Linked DNA regions of Homo sapiens: region 1 is linked to region 2. The links are chromatin contacts, found by Hi-C or POLR2A ChIA-PET in ENCODE. All regions are on one chromosome and are shown on one strand. The core of a region is the stretch at or near the end of the contact, and the rest is flanking DNA. Distances in the headings are between cores, read along the strand shown. Region 1 overlaps MAML3 (mastermind like transcriptional coactivator 3). Region 2 overlaps MAML3 (mastermind like transcriptional coactivator 3).

Region 1 (3,183 bases), core at 334-2,833, 60 kb before region 2:
CTCCAGCCTGGGTGACAGAGTGAGACCCTGTCTCACAAATTAAAATAAATAAAATAAAATACATCTTTAAATATAAAATAATATTTAAACTATTATTAGTAGGTTGTTTCTTTCTTAAACTCTTCCTCTTACAGACAAAAATATGTAGTTTGGTGATAGAGTCTGTCTAGTAAAATAAAAATAAAGTACAGTGCTAGCTTCTTATAAGCCATAGTTTAGTCACCAAGGCTTCTGGCAATCTGTAGGTAGGAAAATTAAGGCATAAAATGATCTATCAAGATTTGCATAAAAAGCCACTCATAAGCCGAGGAGAAAGCATTTCAGCTCCTGGATTTTTTGTCACTGTCAAGCTGTCACAAATAACTATGTCTGCTTGGAGCATTTCAAACTCTGAGTTCTCTGTTTATATAGATGTTGGGATTTCCTCCCACTCCTAAAAATATATTCTAGATGAAGGGGTTAAAGATCAACATTACCCTGCTAAACCTTACTCTGACTCAAGATTTACTTAACGAACTGTAATTTTACTACTGCACAGATTCAATCTGTTGAGCAAATAAAAATCATTTTGAAAATGACCTATGTATTTATTCAGTTTGTATTTCAGAATTATCATAATATCAGGTATAAGGGGATTGTGGTACCAATGAAACTATTCTATACCATTCACCATAGATTTATAAAGGAGACTACAAAAGAGAAAATAAGAGATGACATCATATGAAGTGCTTTAGTTCAGATAAAGGAAACATCCAAAAATACTGAGATGAGTAAAATTTTATTCAAAGTAGGTTCCTGCTTTGTCTTGATCTCAATCCATTCTAACTCCTGATGTCATTTACCGTGTGAGATCTTAGTACAATCATGAAAAGAATATGAGCATTTATCAAAACTCTCTGACATCTGTATGTTTAGAAATGAACTTACACAGCAAAATATGATTTCCTTGCACTTATTTAATTTTTCTAACTTCAATTTCTACCTATGTGTCTCTGCCAGTTTGACCTGATTCAGACACCCAGAACTTGAATAAAGAAGCCCTCTTCTATTTTCATTCTTAATGAATATACCTTTTCCCATGTCCACATTGAGCCTCCCTTCTGTGTACTCTGTCTAATGCAGCCACATGTCTAGTTCCCCCTCTCTGTCACCACCCTCACTTCTTCTTTCCCATCTTCTTACTTCTTTGGTGTGACCTCTCTGTAGGACAACATGCCATTTCTGATTCCCCACACACATACCCTATCATTGATACCTACCCTCAGGATTAGATTCTGTCTAAGTAATTTGTAGAGCCATCAGGCTTTAGTAAGTATTGGACTGCAAGTCAACACCCATTATCTCATCAAAAGGGATGCTGTGTTGGGGCAGAGGGAGAGAGAGAGAGAGAGACAGAGAGAGAGACAGACAGAGAGAGAGAAAGAGAAATAGAAAGTCTCTTCCAGGAGAAAAACCATATTGATGATATCAAAAGGAAAGGAAGGTGAATAGTGTGAGCCAGAATAGGACTAAACAAATGGCAGGCTTTTGTTCAGCTCTCTGGCATCTGGACAGCAGCTCTCTGCTTCTTACTCAACCTGTCCCCAGGCTCTCTGCAGTCTTGTCTTCTGGTCTCATTTTATGTCATCCCACTATTGATGAACAGAAAATTTGGGCAGCTGCCCACCATCCCTATATCCCACCCACACTGTCAACAACAGCATGTGAAGAGGAGCCATGTGGCTGCAGTGGTAAGGAAGGTACAGTCTATGACCAAGAAAGAGACACTAAGTAGATGATTAAGAGCAGTACACACTGCTCTGACAGCCTTATTGTCACAACTGATTTTCAGGATGTTGGCAGTGATTCTGAAGCCTGTAGAAATTATCAGGTTTTAAGGGATTGAGAGTTCACCAGTGGTCCACTCTTGGTGAAGTAGGATGCCTTGCTTGGTATTGTTAACTCCCACATCATCTCTGTGCCAAGAAAAAGACAGCACAATGCCACCAACATCTAAACAGTGGCATCTAATTGATTTCAATCTTAGTTCAACAGTGTGACCAGAAGGATGTTTCAATTACCATCACCATATGGGACACTGAGTGTCTGATTAGTAGGGATGCTCCTGTTCTTCATTCTTTAGGCAACTACTCATTATTGCATAAGATGTTGTCTCTGATGATGAAATTGTATCCCAATGGACTCAAATAGTATGCATAGAAACTTGAAGGTGTTTCGCTTACAGCCAGAGTGCAACAGAGGTTTTGGAACAAGCTGGGTCCTACCAGAGCCAGAGGTGTAGCAGCTGCAGACTTCCACTCTACCCGCACCTCACATATTAGTTGTGAATTTGATAAATGCCATCCTGAAGAGCAATTGATTTATTAATTAGCTGATTCAGAATGTTCTTAGGACTCATTTGGGATATGGAGTCATTATAATTTAAAAATGTCAGCGCAGTGCAATAGAAGATGAAAATGGCACCTCCCAGGGGCCCTGTGGGCCAAGCTTTCTCCTTTGGTGAGTGGGGTTTCTCTCGATGGCTACAATGCCGTCCATGGGAAGTTGCTTCATCAGACCCAAACAGTGAGGTCTCAGGAAGTGAAGAAATGCTCATTTTTTGAAACAGAAGCTGAGGTCCAGACTAGGACGTGATCAGACCAAGCAGGACAGTAATAATTTGGTTATTAAACTGGAGATAGTAGCAATTTCATTAGAAGACTCCGAATTAAGATACTTCAGGAGTCATTTCTAGAGAAACCCCAACTGTATATAATTACCTACATCTATGAACAGGTAATCCTATAAATTTTCTAGCAAAACAGTTGGTGAACTAAGAAGGGAAAATATGGGCTAGATTAACTTATTATGAATGTTAATTCATCAGGTTTTGGGTTTTACTTTTGCCTTGTCCTTAAACATGGGTAATTAAGACCTGTCAGTAGTGTAAGTTGGGATTTGAGTTCAGGATTTTGGAAATATTCTAATTCCCTGTATTGGGACTAGGTAGTAAATCTAAAATTGTGATATATCAAGTTATTTTCTGGTGTGTTTTCTAAATTTGAGCACATGGACCCGAGAGTAGACACATCTTAGTATGTACTCAGCTTTGGGCAAAAGATAGATGGCGTCACCTTTCTTCGCATGCTGAGCTCCATAGTAGATTGAGGACTTGGGTTGGAAGCAGTAAGGTAATTGCCAAAG
Region 2 (2,997 bases), core at 278-2,777:
GCCGCTATTAAATTGTCATTAGAATTCCCAGGCCCCCTTCTCTGTGTATGAGAAGCTTCCAAACCACAAGCTGCCCCCTGCTCACTTGCCAATCAAGGACTCTTCTTAAAACACAGCATAGCTCCACCACCCAAAACCCTCAGTAGCATTTTAAATTCAGGAAATCTGTTTTATCACAGGAAAAAAAAAATTAGTGCAGAGATATGTGAATGAAGGGACAGATCTCTCCATGCAGTGCCCCAGGCGCTGGGGAGCCATATTGTTCGTGCTGGGTGATATTTTTCCAAACAATACTCCGCAGTGCAGCACCAGCCAAGCAACAGCCCAGCAACCACATGCAACCTGTTCCTGCCAGTGGGGATCACCACATTCCGTACAAAAATAAAGAGCTGTGTTTACTGCCCAATTCACTCATCAAGAACACTCTGATCCCAGAGCAAGCATAGGGAACCATTATATTCCTCCTTCACAGCCCTTCCAGGGGAATTAGGAATACAGCTCTGCTGTCATTTTATTTTCTGCCCAGAGCCCTATGAAAGTGAACTCTGATTATTAATATTTTAAGCATGTAAACAGCAAAACCCCATCCATGTCCTCGGTCTTGGTATCAGGATCCGGCACCGTGTGGGAGGACCCAGAAGCTGAGGGGCAGGCTGTGGTTCAGACATTGAGCACCCAGGAGCCATGTGGCTGGGTGTCTGTCAGTTAGGAATCCAGGTATCGGCCCTGGCCTCATGAGTGTTTGTGTCCAAGCTAGCCGCCTTCTTCTTTTGTACAAATGTAAGGGGTACAAGTGTAATTTTGTTATACAGCTATGTTGTGTGATGATGAAATCTGGGCTTTTAGTGTATACATCACCCGAATAAGGTATGTACATAGTACCATTCAGAGATTTCCCATCATCTACCTTCTTTCCACCCTCCCACCCCTCCTCGTCTCCAATGTCTATCATTCCACACTCCATGTCCACGTGCACACATTAGCTCCCACTTGTGAGAACCAAGCTAGCCTTCTAAACCTCTCCAGGATCTTTCTCTGGTGACAACAAAGAAATGAAGCAAGAGAGTGATCGGAGATGAGGGCAGGGGCTGCAGACTTGGCCAAGGCGTAGCGCATAGCAAAGGCCCAAAGAACTGAGTACCCTTCCAGTTTAATTGGTCCTTCAGAAGAATGGAGAGAATAGTACATTGGGGGACTAAGTGGGAAGAGATGAGAATTGTATTAAAAGCAATACAAATGTTTCTTTTTAAGGAATGGAAAGAGATTCTTGAGAAAGGCGACCCACACACGCGCACAAGAAAACATCAGCACTCATGCAGGAACAACGAGAGGCCATAGGGAAGTATTTTTAGCAAGTGGAAGTCAATCACAGCAGGGAGAGAAGAGGGGTGGGTAAAGAAGGGGCCTGGAGCCTCGCAAGTAAGCCCAGAGCCCTGCAGTGGAAGCCACCTAAACCAACACCATTCTCCCTCATCCCGTGCCTCGCCAGGATCGCTTGGAATGCCACTGGAGAGGCAAGATGGTTTTAGAAACAGGAAATTGGAAGTGTTCTGCTTAAAATGCTTCAGGCTCTGTGTGAGAGAGAAAGAGAGGGTCTGTGTGTCGATAAGAGGAGTGCTTGTGTGGACGCTCCCAGGTCGGCTTGCGGGCAGCTGGGCGGCATCAGGCGGGCCTGGCCTTGTTGACTGCTCTCATCAACAAAGGCTCGCTTGTTTTGCTAGCCATTTTCCTTGCATTTCAGAACCAAGGGTCCTTTCTTCTTTTTTCTTCTCTTGCATCAGAGAAAGCTGTTGTGTGCGGATGCTCAGGAAGGTAAACATATGCATTTTAATATCTGTGGCTCCCCCACAGTCAGTGAGCTATTTCCTCCACCCAGGTGGAAAGAGGATAGCGGGCCTCTCTGACATGCTGGTTAGTCTGAAAACAGACCGCTAAATGCGTAATGAAGAGCCTCCGAGGAGTCAATCTGCATGTTAAAATGGTGTTCAGCAGCCCGGGCTGTCACACAACATAACTTGAAGATGAATGTGCATCCAATCAGACGGCCAATCGCTGACTGGGAGGGTCCTGGCTATTAGGATTACCTGACTGCTCGGTGGCAGTGGGGTTTCCAAGGGGCCACAAGTTAACCAGCACCCCCCAAATCTGTGACAAGACAAATGAGCCCTCTCTTGGGCATCCCCAGATTTGCATGGTCAGAATGATGCCGAGAGACAGTCTGAACCAGAGAGGAACAGTTAAAGAAGCGGGTATTGATCCCAACAGAAAGACACAGGGCTTTCAGCACGTTGGAGTCCAGGGGCTGGAAGCGATAACAAAGGAAAATGTTCAGCTTGACACTTGGAAGCAGAAAGGCAGGTTCTGAGCAGCCCCACACCAGCAGGTACTACCTGCCATAAGGTTTGTGTTGCAGCCACTGCAGTCACTGCTGCTGCCACCACAACTACAGTTCATAGCCAGTAACAGCCTTCACATGAATGATGTGTAGACACCACTTTTGTCTCTGAACGCTTGACAACAATTAGGACCTGACTCCAGGAGCAGGACGTCACAGGAACACCGGAATACTGGAGAAATGAGGTTAGAGCAAAGAAATTAGCCATCTGCCTGGTGAAGACTGTGTCCTCGAGGTAGCATTTACATAGGAACAACAGGCAACACGTATCCATTTTCATTATCCTGTGCTACAGATAGACAGAGGACAAAAGGGCTTTAAGAACCGTGTTTTCTTTAAGGCCCCTGTACTTAGCGAGGCTGTATGTCCTTTTTTCCCCTTCATTCAAAATGCCTGCTGGAGCTGCAGCTAAATGACAAGCCCTGGGGAAGGATTCCTATCAGCTGGAAGTTTTATGCATTGCTCCTTTTTTGAGGTTCCCAAACACTGAAAATAGGCAGCCTAAAGCCAAATTTGGAGCATAGGAAAGGGCAGCAAATACAATTGTAAGGCTCTACTTTGAATGTTGCAAATCTCCATCTGAAAGATGGAGGGAAAAAATA

The links. A loop is a pair of places that touch in the nucleus more often than their neighbours do. ChIA-PET counts read pairs that join two places held with the same protein, here RNA polymerase II (POLR2A). Pooled maps may share reads with other maps.
Region 1: a map of sciatic nerve shows a loop between it and region 2 (10-fold over the local background). The contact joins two enhancer-like sites. A Hi-C loop is called at or near these places in 2 of 168 maps with a recorded cell type or tissue (ascending aorta and sciatic nerve) and 1 of 50 pooled maps. POLR2A ChIA-PET finds 5 or more read pairs at or near these places in 2 of 52 experiments (A549 and SK-N-SH).

What each region holds. Positions count from the first base shown.
Region 1 is chr4:139,843,216-139,846,398 of GRCh38, reverse strand. The region is part of intron 2 of MAML3 (mastermind like transcriptional coactivator 3); the gene reads left to right. Among named protein-coding and RNA genes, the nearest start is that of MGST2, 180 kb to the right of the region's middle. Within about 2 kb of position 1,583, at least 2 of the 41 ENCODE cell types and tissues checked have a DNase peak (open chromatin) inside an H3K27ac peak, as active enhancers do.
Region 2 is chr4:139,782,866-139,785,862 of GRCh38, reverse strand. All of the region lies in intron 2 of MAML3 (mastermind like transcriptional coactivator 3), which reads left to right. LOC124900782 (a long non-coding RNA gene) reads left to right here. Exons shown (of 2, transcript XR_007058277.1): 2 at 1-2,997. Among named protein-coding and RNA genes, the nearest start is that of MGST2, 120 kb to the right of the region's middle. Within about 2 kb of position 1,527, at least 2 of the 41 ENCODE cell types and tissues checked have a DNase peak (open chromatin) inside an H3K27ac peak, as active enhancers do.